Linked DNA regions of Homo sapiens: region 1 is linked to region 2. Evidence: chromatin loops called from intact Hi-C (ENCODE). Cell type or tissue: K562. All regions are shown on one strand.

Evidence for each region. A loop is a pair of places that touch in the nucleus more often than their neighbours do. Peaks named below come from ENCODE experiments on the same cell type or tissue, not always from the same donor. Only the 100,000 strongest peaks of a DNase experiment are listed, where the experiment ranks them.
Region 1: it touches region 2 in a loop (2.9-fold over the local background); 1 of 110 quality-filtered maps calls a loop at or near these places.

What each region holds. Positions count from the first base shown.
Region 1 is chr7:128,753,027-128,758,026 of GRCh38, reverse strand. CALU (calumenin) reads right to left here. Exons shown (of 7, transcript NM_001219.5): 3 at 3,572-3,765. Among named protein-coding and RNA genes, the nearest start is that of CALU, 16 kb to the right of the region's middle. In K562, no CTCF peak of the experiment used is centred here; no DNase peak of the experiment used is centred here.
Region 2 is chr7:128,473,950-128,478,949 of GRCh38, reverse strand. It overlaps METTL2B (methyltransferase 2B, tRNA N3-cytidine), which reads right to left and starts at 2,202. Exons shown (of 9, transcript NM_018396.3): 1 at 2,075-2,202; 2 at 1,777-1,868. The coding sequence starts at 2,184. RefSeq lists enhancers at 1,926-2,095, 2,316-2,365. In K562, CTCF peaks have their summits at 2,141 and 4,516 (motif pointing left); DNase peaks (open chromatin) are centred at 1,668, 2,209 and 4,553; H3K4me3 peaks cover 1,658 bases.

The DNA of each region.
Region 1 (5,000 bases), 280 kb before region 2:
GCAGTGGTGGTTTCACTGGTAAATACATACGTCAAAACTCATCAATTATGCACTTAAATACATACAGTTCACTTTATGTCAATAATAACTTGACAAAGGTATACAAAAAAAAAAACCCTTAGATTACAACCAAATTGAATTTGGAACTACCCATCTGTTATGACATCGAGCTACACAAGCAGCAGTTATCTAGTCTCTATATAAGAATATAGAAAAGTGAAATTTAGTTTTTTAAGCTGAAAAAATGTGGCGTTAACTGCAGAAAATAAAATTCTTTTTCAATCTGCGTTCCTGTATAAACCAAATTAAGATAACAGACATGAAGATATTTTAAAAAGTAAAAGACACCACATTAATGGTAAGAAATTATTGTTCCTGCAACATATTGATTACATAAAAAGGATATGACACTGCTTTTATAAAAAAGACCCACAGGGCCCCTTTAAGAATAACATCATTACTGCTGACCTTTGAGATTGTTCAGTCTTTCCATACTTTAAGCACAGTTTAAAGAAACAAAAACAAAACTACTGTACTATTTTGAGAGTTGAGCATTTTGAAGCTTCATTTTTTATTGAGTGTCAAAAATTCAGTCAGACAGCTTAACGAGTCATAAGGCTTTGGGATCCTGTGTACACACACACACACACACACACACACACACACACTCAAAGCCATAATAGGTTGAGATGGAGAACGTAAGGCAAACAAGCCTTTCTCAGATACTAAAGTGTCTCTTCTAAACAAGGTTTCAGGACTATGTAACATAAATAAGAAACATAACAAGACAACTTATACTTTAAGACTAGATTCTTACATAAGTGCTCTCCTCCCCTCCTTGGGGTAAAAGGTAAAAATGGTGACTGGACTCAAATAGCCTAATAGCAACATGCACATATATATATAAGGAGGGAAACAGGAAGATACAATTTTTTTTTTTTTTAATTTATAGTCAGGTCCTTGTTCTGTGTGGCCCAGGCTGGAGTGCAATGCAATCATAGCTCAATGCAGTCTTGGACTCTGGGGCTCAAGCAATCCTCCTGCTTCGGCCTCCCAAGTAGCTAGGACTACTGACAAGTATTACCACTCCTGGCTAATTTTTAATATTTTTTTTGTAAAGACGGGGTCTGGCTTTGTTGCCCTGGCTGGTCGCGAATTCCCGGACTCAAGCAACCTTTCTGCCTCGGCCTCCCAAAATGCTAGGATTATAGGCATAAGCCACTGTGCCTGTCCAAAACTTTATTTTTAATGACAAAACCTATTTTCCTATAGCTCTGCTTGGAATGCTGTATTTATCCTAAGCACCAGTTTTGGCCCTAGCTGGCCTGTATACAGCTTTAGGTAGGCTCTTGATCTAGTTTTGCTATAGGCAGGGTAGATCTCAGTATTTCATATTTTCCTTGTGGCAGAGACAGTGTTAACCTTTCTCTCATGGATAGCGGATTCATTGAGACAGATTTTAACTAAGAGCTATGATGATTTATACCTGAACTCCAAATTGAATCAAGAACACACAGTAACAAAAACTCCTCACTTCTCTAAGCCGACTCATGACCCCCTCAGTGCTGTCCACCCTCATGCCTCTGGGGAAAGATGCCTTATAAAGACATTGCTTCCCAGCCAGTGCTTCAGCTTATGCAGTCTCAGGCAGCAGAAATACCCATTACGTTGAATCATCTGCCTTGTGAGGCAACAGAGCTCTCAACAGATTTTTATGCACATAATCATACACAGCACCGAAGAATCATTCTGGGCAGCAAGTGAGTGCCTAGGTCGGAGCTGAGATTTATTTACACACCATTTTGTTTAGATCACCAATAGCCTACTCTTTGCTTTGTATTTATCATTAATTCCAAATAAATCAGGAAGGTGTTGGGTCTCAGCCAGAGCAAGAAGCAGGATGCCTCTCCATCTGTGCTGACTGTTTAATACATGTGTTCTTAATTGGGTGAAGGATATGTTTGGTTCTTGGCTAAGTGTCAAGCATTGAGAGAGAGTGCCACTTTAGTCTTAGGAATGAGAACAAGCCTGACACAGAAATAAAAGTCTCTTCACCAGAAATGCATGCAGTCCTGTAATTAATGCAGACAGCTGGCTATCTGTGGGGAAACAGATCCATTATACACTCACTGTTAGTCAGTGGCGGAGAACGCTTGCTTTAACCCAGAAGGTTGCCTAATTTCCAGGATTAAAATGGAGAAAGTACCATTTATATTCATTTATATTAATACAATTCTTGTCTTAAACTGTAACCATGTACAACAGAGGAATTTCACAAATAAAAACACCCTGGATCATCAACTCAATAAGACTCACTGCCTAGTATTCAGCAGCAGGCAAGTGTTACAAGTAAAAGAAAATTACTAACAGGTGGCCCAAGCATACAAGCTATCAAATCAACAAAAAGCAATCAAATTAACATTTATTTGCCTTAAAGCACTTGCAAAGCAGGCTGATAAACTCATGTGCCAGAGAAAACAAATGGGAAATTTTCATTTCCAAACTTCAGTAAGCAGACATACTGAAATAGTTAAATTTTATTAAGGAAAACTATTTTATTAAGACTTCTCACCAGTTATAAAGAAATCTAATTTGGTTTGAATTTTAGGTCCAACACTTTACTGGGACCATGTCAAGAAACATCTCAAAGCCCCTTGCTTTGCACTGTTGGAAGTATGTAGCCTCATAGCCTCTTTTTTTTTTTTTTTTTTTTTTTTGGACAGAGCTCGCTCTGTCCCCAAGGCTGGTGTGCAGCAGTGCAATCATGGCTCGCAGCTGCCTCAACCTCCTGGGCTTAAGTGATCCTCCCACCTTAGCCTCCTGAGTATCTAGGACAGGTGTGTGCCACCATGCTTGGCTAATTTAAATTTTTTTTTTTTTTTTTGGTAGAGACAGGGTGTCCCTATGTTGCCCAGATTGGTCTCAAACTCCTGGGCCCAGGCAATCCTCCTGCCTCAGCATCCCAAAGTGCTTATAGGCGTGAGCTATCGGCACCCAGCCCAATGTATTCTTTTAAATGAAATCTACTCCAAAAATTGTCTCTATGAGGGATGACATAAAGAAAAAATGGTAAAATATATGTAAAATGCTAAAAATGTAGAAGATACCAGACTTCCAGACTTCAGAAAACAAAAATTAAACAAATTTAAAAATACATAATATACAAATTTAAAATTAATAAAGGGAATCAGCTTAGCACTGAATTGAACTATTTAAGATAAGCTTCCTTTCCTTTACTGTGTGACCCATTTGTTTCTTTGACTCAAGACCACGGTCCCTGCCAGGCTGACATCTTGCCCCTTACCCAGGTAAGTGCCATAAGTCACGTTTCTGTACTCATCCCAGGAGATTAAGCCGTCTTGATTCATATCAAACTCCTGCCATTGGTTTTCAACATTGTCATATATGTATTTCTTCTGGGCGTGCTTAATCCAGGATTTCAGCTCCCCCTCCGTCACAAACCCATCTTTATCCGCGTCTATTTTATCTACAATCATTCTACAAGACAAAACAGTTACGTTTCAAGGTGCCAGCTCCACAAGGCTTTTTCCCCCAGACAGTAGGGACCTACCTAAAACGTAGCCGTAGGTGGCATTTTTATACTCCTCCCAGGAAACGAGGCCGTCCTCATTGAGGTCATGCCCCTTCCACTGTCGCTCTACATCCTCGTAAATCCAGCGCTTTTGTGCAAATTTAATCCAGTCTTTGAGCTCATCCACAGTGACAAACCCGTCCTTGTCGCCATCTATTTTACTTACAATCTTTCTGTAGAAAATGCAGAGAAATCCAGCAAAAGGTTAAAAAGACACAGAACTCTGGACTTAGCCAGGTGTGTGCCCAGGGCTAATGCACAGAAATAAAAAATTGTCTCCAAAACAAAACTGCCAGGCCAGCAACTGAAAAAAATGGTCCATTACTGGTCTGTAATAAGCCACGTGAATAAGGTCAACACAGTCATGGCTGGTGCACTTGGATCCAAAAGCAAACTCAGCCTATCTCTTTGGAGGTAGATTTCAGCCTATGGTTAGAATTCAGGAGTGAATATCCATTCCTATCCAAGTTCTCCACTCTTTGCATCAAACAACATGTAAAACTTTGTTTTTCCTTGTTTTCATTTTTATTTTCTCTAGCGAAGATGTGGCTGAACTTTATTTTTCTTTATTGCTTACAGAAGAGAAACTCCAATTCTTGGTAAATAATCATGGTTTTCTAAAAATTCAAAATAGTTACATCAGACTTCAAAAATTTAGCTGATTTTAGAAAAAGTAACACTTTTGATAAAAATACAAAGATATCAGAAAAGTTCTGGGATCATTTATATCTCAAGGCAAGATTATTTTTAAAAAACAGATAAAAAGACAGGAAGATGCTTGTCTAAAAAATGGCTAGCAGCTTTTAAATACTGTGTTGAATTGGATTTTTACATGAAAACAGAGAACTCTGAGGAAATGATGTGGTAAGAATGTATATCTGATTATAAGAATGTTAATAAGCTGAAAGGGTTAGTATGTAGATTATAAAGCAAAACCACAAAGCTAAAGAATCAGTGGCTTTATGAAGCTTTATAAGTGTCTTTCTTCCAGATCTGTCATCTTATGGATTTAAAAATATGTCCATGATATGAAAACTTCTGTTTAAAGGTGCAATCACTTAACTATAGGGGCAAAGTCATCCTATGTAATGTCACCCAAGTAAGCAGCCCAGTTTGGAATATGAAGTTGAAGTCAAAACTTCCAACAGAAGAGAAATCTTGGTATAGTCCTATGCTCTATTATTTGCAGGATTGAAAAGATTGTCACTTGGTAGCAAATAATGTCTTTCCCCAGCTTGTGTTCATTTCATGAATACAACATAGGAAAGTGATCAGAATTGAAAAGTACTAGTGACTCTAAGAAAAGAGACTCATTTTGATACAGATCAGGTGTTAGATACAACTATTACTTAAATCCTGTAAGTAACTAGCATTTTCCTTCAGAGAATGTGTAATCTTGCTCTAAAAT
Region 2 (5,000 bases):
TCTAAATTCTGTTTGAACAATCAACCAGAGAACTTACTATCTATCAAGTGTCCTCCTACATCTTTGGATGACTTTTTTTTCTTTTTGAGACAGAGTCTCGCTCTGTCACCCAGGCTGGAGTGCAGGGGCGCAATCTTGGCTCACCACAAGCTCCACCTCCCGGGTTCATGCCATTCTCCTGCCTCATCCTACTGAGTAGCTGGGACTACAGGCCCACGACCACGCCCGGCTAATTTTTTCTATTTTTTAGTACAGACGGGGTTTCACCGTGTTAGCCAGGCATGGTCTCAATCTCCTGACCTCGTGATCCACCCGCCTCAGCCTCTCAAAGTGCTGGGATTACAGGCATGAGTCATCGCGCCCAGCCAGATGACTTTTAACTATTAAAAAATCCTAGAAGTAGCCAGGTGCAGTGGCGCATGCCTGTAATCCCAGCACTTTGGGAGGCTAAGATGGGCGGATCACGAGGTCAGGAGATTGAGACCATCCTGGCCAGCATGGTGAAACCCCATCTGTACCAAAATACAAAAAATTAGCCAGGCATGGTGGTGCACACCTGTAGTCCCAGCTACTCGGGAGGCTGAGGCAGGGGAATCGCTTCAACCAGGGAGGAGGAGATTGCAGTGAGCTGAGATCGCGCCACTGCACTCCAGCCTGGTGACAGAGCGAGACTCCGCCTCCAAAAAAAAAAAAAAAAGTATGGACAGTTTAAATGAAGGCTGTTTTTAAGGTGATCATGACAGTCCCAGATTTCAGTTTACTGCTCTTGCCAGTTCAGGGGGCCTTGACTAGTGTAGTAGAAAGAATAAAAACCTAACAAATTGAGCAGGACGGTGACAATGGAAGTTGGAATCCACTAAGAAGTGTGTTAACAACTCACAACTCACCTGCTGAATCAACCAAGACTCCCTAAGAAACAGGATTTTAGTTCCACTACTGCTACTACTGACTGCTTACCTCTGGGAAAAGCACTTAATGTCCTGTGGTCCAAGTGTCTTTAACTATAAAAAGAGAATATTGAACCACATGATTTTCAAAATCCCTTTTAACTATTAACTTGCTTTGATCTAGTTGCTGTCAGACTATGCAGGGTGAATGTTTTGTAACTGGAACCTTTTTGTTGTACAGAACTCTTTCAGCAGGTACTAAATTTGTAGTGCTATCTTCAATTGTCTGGAACAATCAGTCCTAGTTTTACTATCTAGGGATATTTTGCAGTGAAATCATCAACCTCTCAAGCAGGGGCCTCCTTTTCTTTGGCCAGACTTATCTCCACTCTGCTGCATCCACCTTTCCTTGACTGAAGCCCTAAATTCTCATAACCATCACACAAGTAATAGACACACAGTCACCAGTCATTAGCCCCCCTCCCAACAATATTTAGAATCTAATCACTTAAATGAAGCTTCAATGGAAACATCTCCTCATGGAAAATGCAAATCATGTAAAAAGTACAGGTTCTAAGATGATCGCGTGACCACACAGTTGTCATTGGCTAGCCATATCAACGTGGATCTACTCAACATAATTAAAGACAAAATTACCCTCCTCCAAAGTAAAACTATATATTAAAAAAACCCTCTACGACTTAAGATTTTGTTACAATGCAGCCCTTTTCCCTCCTTGCTCATCCCCTCCCTGTCCTGCTCTACTCCTGAGATCCGCATCAGGCCAGGAATAAAGGATGTGGGCGGCCGCGGTTCCCTGGCCTCTCCGGGAGGGCGCGTTCGGCAGTACGCTGGCTGTTGATACCAACGAGAGCCCATTTAAGCGCACCTTGTTTCTCCTGGCACACCCGCTGGATACTGTTCTCCTGGACTTTTCTCTCCGCCGCCGCGGCTTGCTCTTCCGACCACTCCACATTGTCCCTGAGAAAATCAAACGGGCAGCTTAGGGGCTTCACGTCCTGGCTGCGAGCAGGGTGAGTCGCTGGCCTAGGAGTTTCTCTCCCCTTGGAGAGTGCCTCGGGTAGGGCAGCTTGACTCGTGGCCGGCGGTCAGGGGCTTTTCGGAATGCTCCGAGGCGGCGGGACAGACGGCCAGCGACAGGCCGGGCGAGGGGGCAGGGTGATTACCAGGCATTGTGGTGGAAGACGCGCGCCGGATCGCTCAGGAACCGGCTTCCGAACTGCTGCCTCTTATCGGCGAGGATTGCAGGTGCACCTTCAGGGTAGGAGCCGGCCATGACACCGGAGCCGGAAACACTTCACTTTCCGTAACGCGAGAACTTCCTGCGGGCCACGCCCTCTTTCAGAAGACGTGGAGTCTGGGCGGGAAAAAGGGTGGCGGGACAGGGCGGTCCTGGAGTCTGGTCCGGGTGGCGCTCGGGAGCTGTCGTTTGGGGCTTTCCCAGGGTTGGCGAAGGGCTCTCTAGGGAAGGGGACCAGGCAGGGGGAAATTCTCCCCGGAGGAGTCGTATCTCATTGATGAGGTGCTGATGGACGTGCAGGTTAGGCAGAAAGTGGGAGACATTCCACTTGAGGCCCAGTTCATTGCTGGGATCCTCTTAACAGGTTCCCCAGCTTCCCTCAAGTTGTAAAACAGGAATAATCTTGAATCATTATAAGAGTTGAGGCTACCTAGTTCCACTGCGGAGCCGATGTCCAGAACTGAAGAAGGTAGCAAGCAGCGGAAAGAAACAGGGCAATTTCCAGCTTCTATAGTCAGCTCTTCATAGTGTGGGTGTATATGTATACACAGTGTGTATATATATTTTGGTTGGGGTGGGGGAGATGGATATATGAAATTAGAGAACACGAGGCTTAGCAAATCAAATGGAATATCCAAGGACAATTTTTTTTTAATTATAACCATCTAACCTTTTTGAATCATCCATATTATATTTATTATAATTATCCTTATTAGCACAATTAAGATTGTAATACACACATACAGTTTGTCATAGTAATACATTTCAGCCTTACATTTCTATTTCTAGATCTAATACAAATAGACTCTCAAAAGAATCTAGAAGAAAGTATGTTATAGACATAAGGTTATTTGAGAAGACTTCCAAGAGAAGCATGATGAATACCACTTGGAAAAGAAGGAAAGGGCAGAGACCAAACAAGGACCAGCCCAATATCTCTTGGACTTTATTTAATGTCATAATGTCAGAATAAAGGGAAAGATGAATTTTTTTAAAAAAGGAAAGGGTTAGTGCAGTGCTAGACATAGCACATTGGTAATTAGTACTTTTTTTTTTTTTTTTTTGAGACGGAGTCTTGCTCTGTTTCCCAGGCTGGAGTGCAGTAGCTGGATCTCAGCTCGTTATAACCTCCATGTCCTGGGCTCAGGTGATTCTCCTGCCTCAGCCTCCTGAGTAGCCGGGATTACAGGTGCGCGCTACCACACTCGGCTAATTTTTGTATTTTTAGTAGAGATGGGGTTTCACCATGTTGCCTGGGCTGGTCCTGAACTCCTGACCTCAAATGATCTGCCCACCTCGGTCTCCCAAAGTGTTGGGATTACAGGTGTGAGCCACCGTGCCCAGCCAGTAATTGTTTATTCCATTGTAAATTCTTTCTGTAGGTAAAACTACAGGGAGCAATGAATGATTCTATACTTTTCCTCCAAAGAAATGGGAACAAGCTCTAAGCCTCTCTAATCAGGAAGAAAAATACACAAGTTAATCAAAAAGATAGTAAAGAAGTTGTACTTCATTTGAAGACAATATGCTTTTGCCATTCTTGTGGTCTTTGGAAACATTTTGAACACAAGCTCCATACCCAGAAACAAGTACAAGGAATTTTTATCTTTTCTCAAGGCCAGCTGTTTGCAGATATGGTGGTTGATTTACATTTATTTCTGGCATCTTGTTTTCTCATCTGTGGGCTTTTATTCTCCCCTCACTAAAAGCTGTTAGTGTTCCCAATCAACAGTCCCACTGGATATTTTCTTGCAGACAGCTCATTGTCTTCACTTGAATTTACTATATTAGTTCCAATGGAGACATTTTAAATGTCAAACAGCTTTGGCCTTTTTTCTATGAAATGTGCTAAAGTATCCTAAACTTAATTTTATTTTTTATTTTTATTTATTTATTTATTTATTTATTTTTGAGACGGAGTCTCGCACTGTCTCCCAGGCTGGAGTGTAGTGGCGTGATCTCGGCTCACTGCAAGCTCCCTACTTCCCGGGTTCACGCCATTCTCCTGCCTCAGCCTCCCGAGTAGCTGGGACTACAGGCACCCGCCACCATGCCCGGCTAATTTTTTGTATTTTTAGTAGAGATGGGTTTTCACCATGTTGGCCAGGATGGTCTCAATCTCCTGACCTCATGATCCGCCCACCTTGGCCTCCCAAAGTGCTGGGATTACAGGAGTGAGCCACCGCGCCCGGCCTAAACTTAATTTTATACAATTATATTTGATTGGCCTGTAAAACCTATTTTTCGAAGCACCTAAAATAATTTTGCATAAGTTTGACATGGCTGTGAGTTCTCTGGTGTCAGACTTTATACTGGATTGTAGCTTCAGAAACGCCACGTTTCAGAGGAACTAAGGGTCCCTCTGGTGGTAAGTAAGGAGAACTCTTATAGCTCAGTGGGTGGCATGGGTTTAATGCTTGTAAAGGTTAAAAACTCTCATTCTGGATTATTGCCTTAGGTTGTTAGCCAAGGACAAGGGTAGTTAATTGTTTTTTTTGTTTTTTTTTTGTTTTTTGGTTTTTGTTTTTTGAGACGAAGTCTTGCTCTGTCGCCCAGGCTGGAGTGCAGTGGCATGATCTCGGTTCACTGCAAGCTCCACCTCCCGGGCTCAAGCCAGTCTCCTGCTTCAGCCTCCAGAGTAGCTGAGATTACAGGCCACCGCCACCACACCCGACTAATTTTTGTATTTTAGTAGAGACGGGTTTCACAATGTTGGCCAGGCTGGTCTTGAACTCCTGACCTCAAATGATCCGCCTGCCTCAGCCTCCCAAAGTGCTGGGATTACAGGCATTAGCCACCCCACCCGGCCTTTCTTCTCCTTTTTTTCTTTGAGATAGGGCATCACTCTGTCA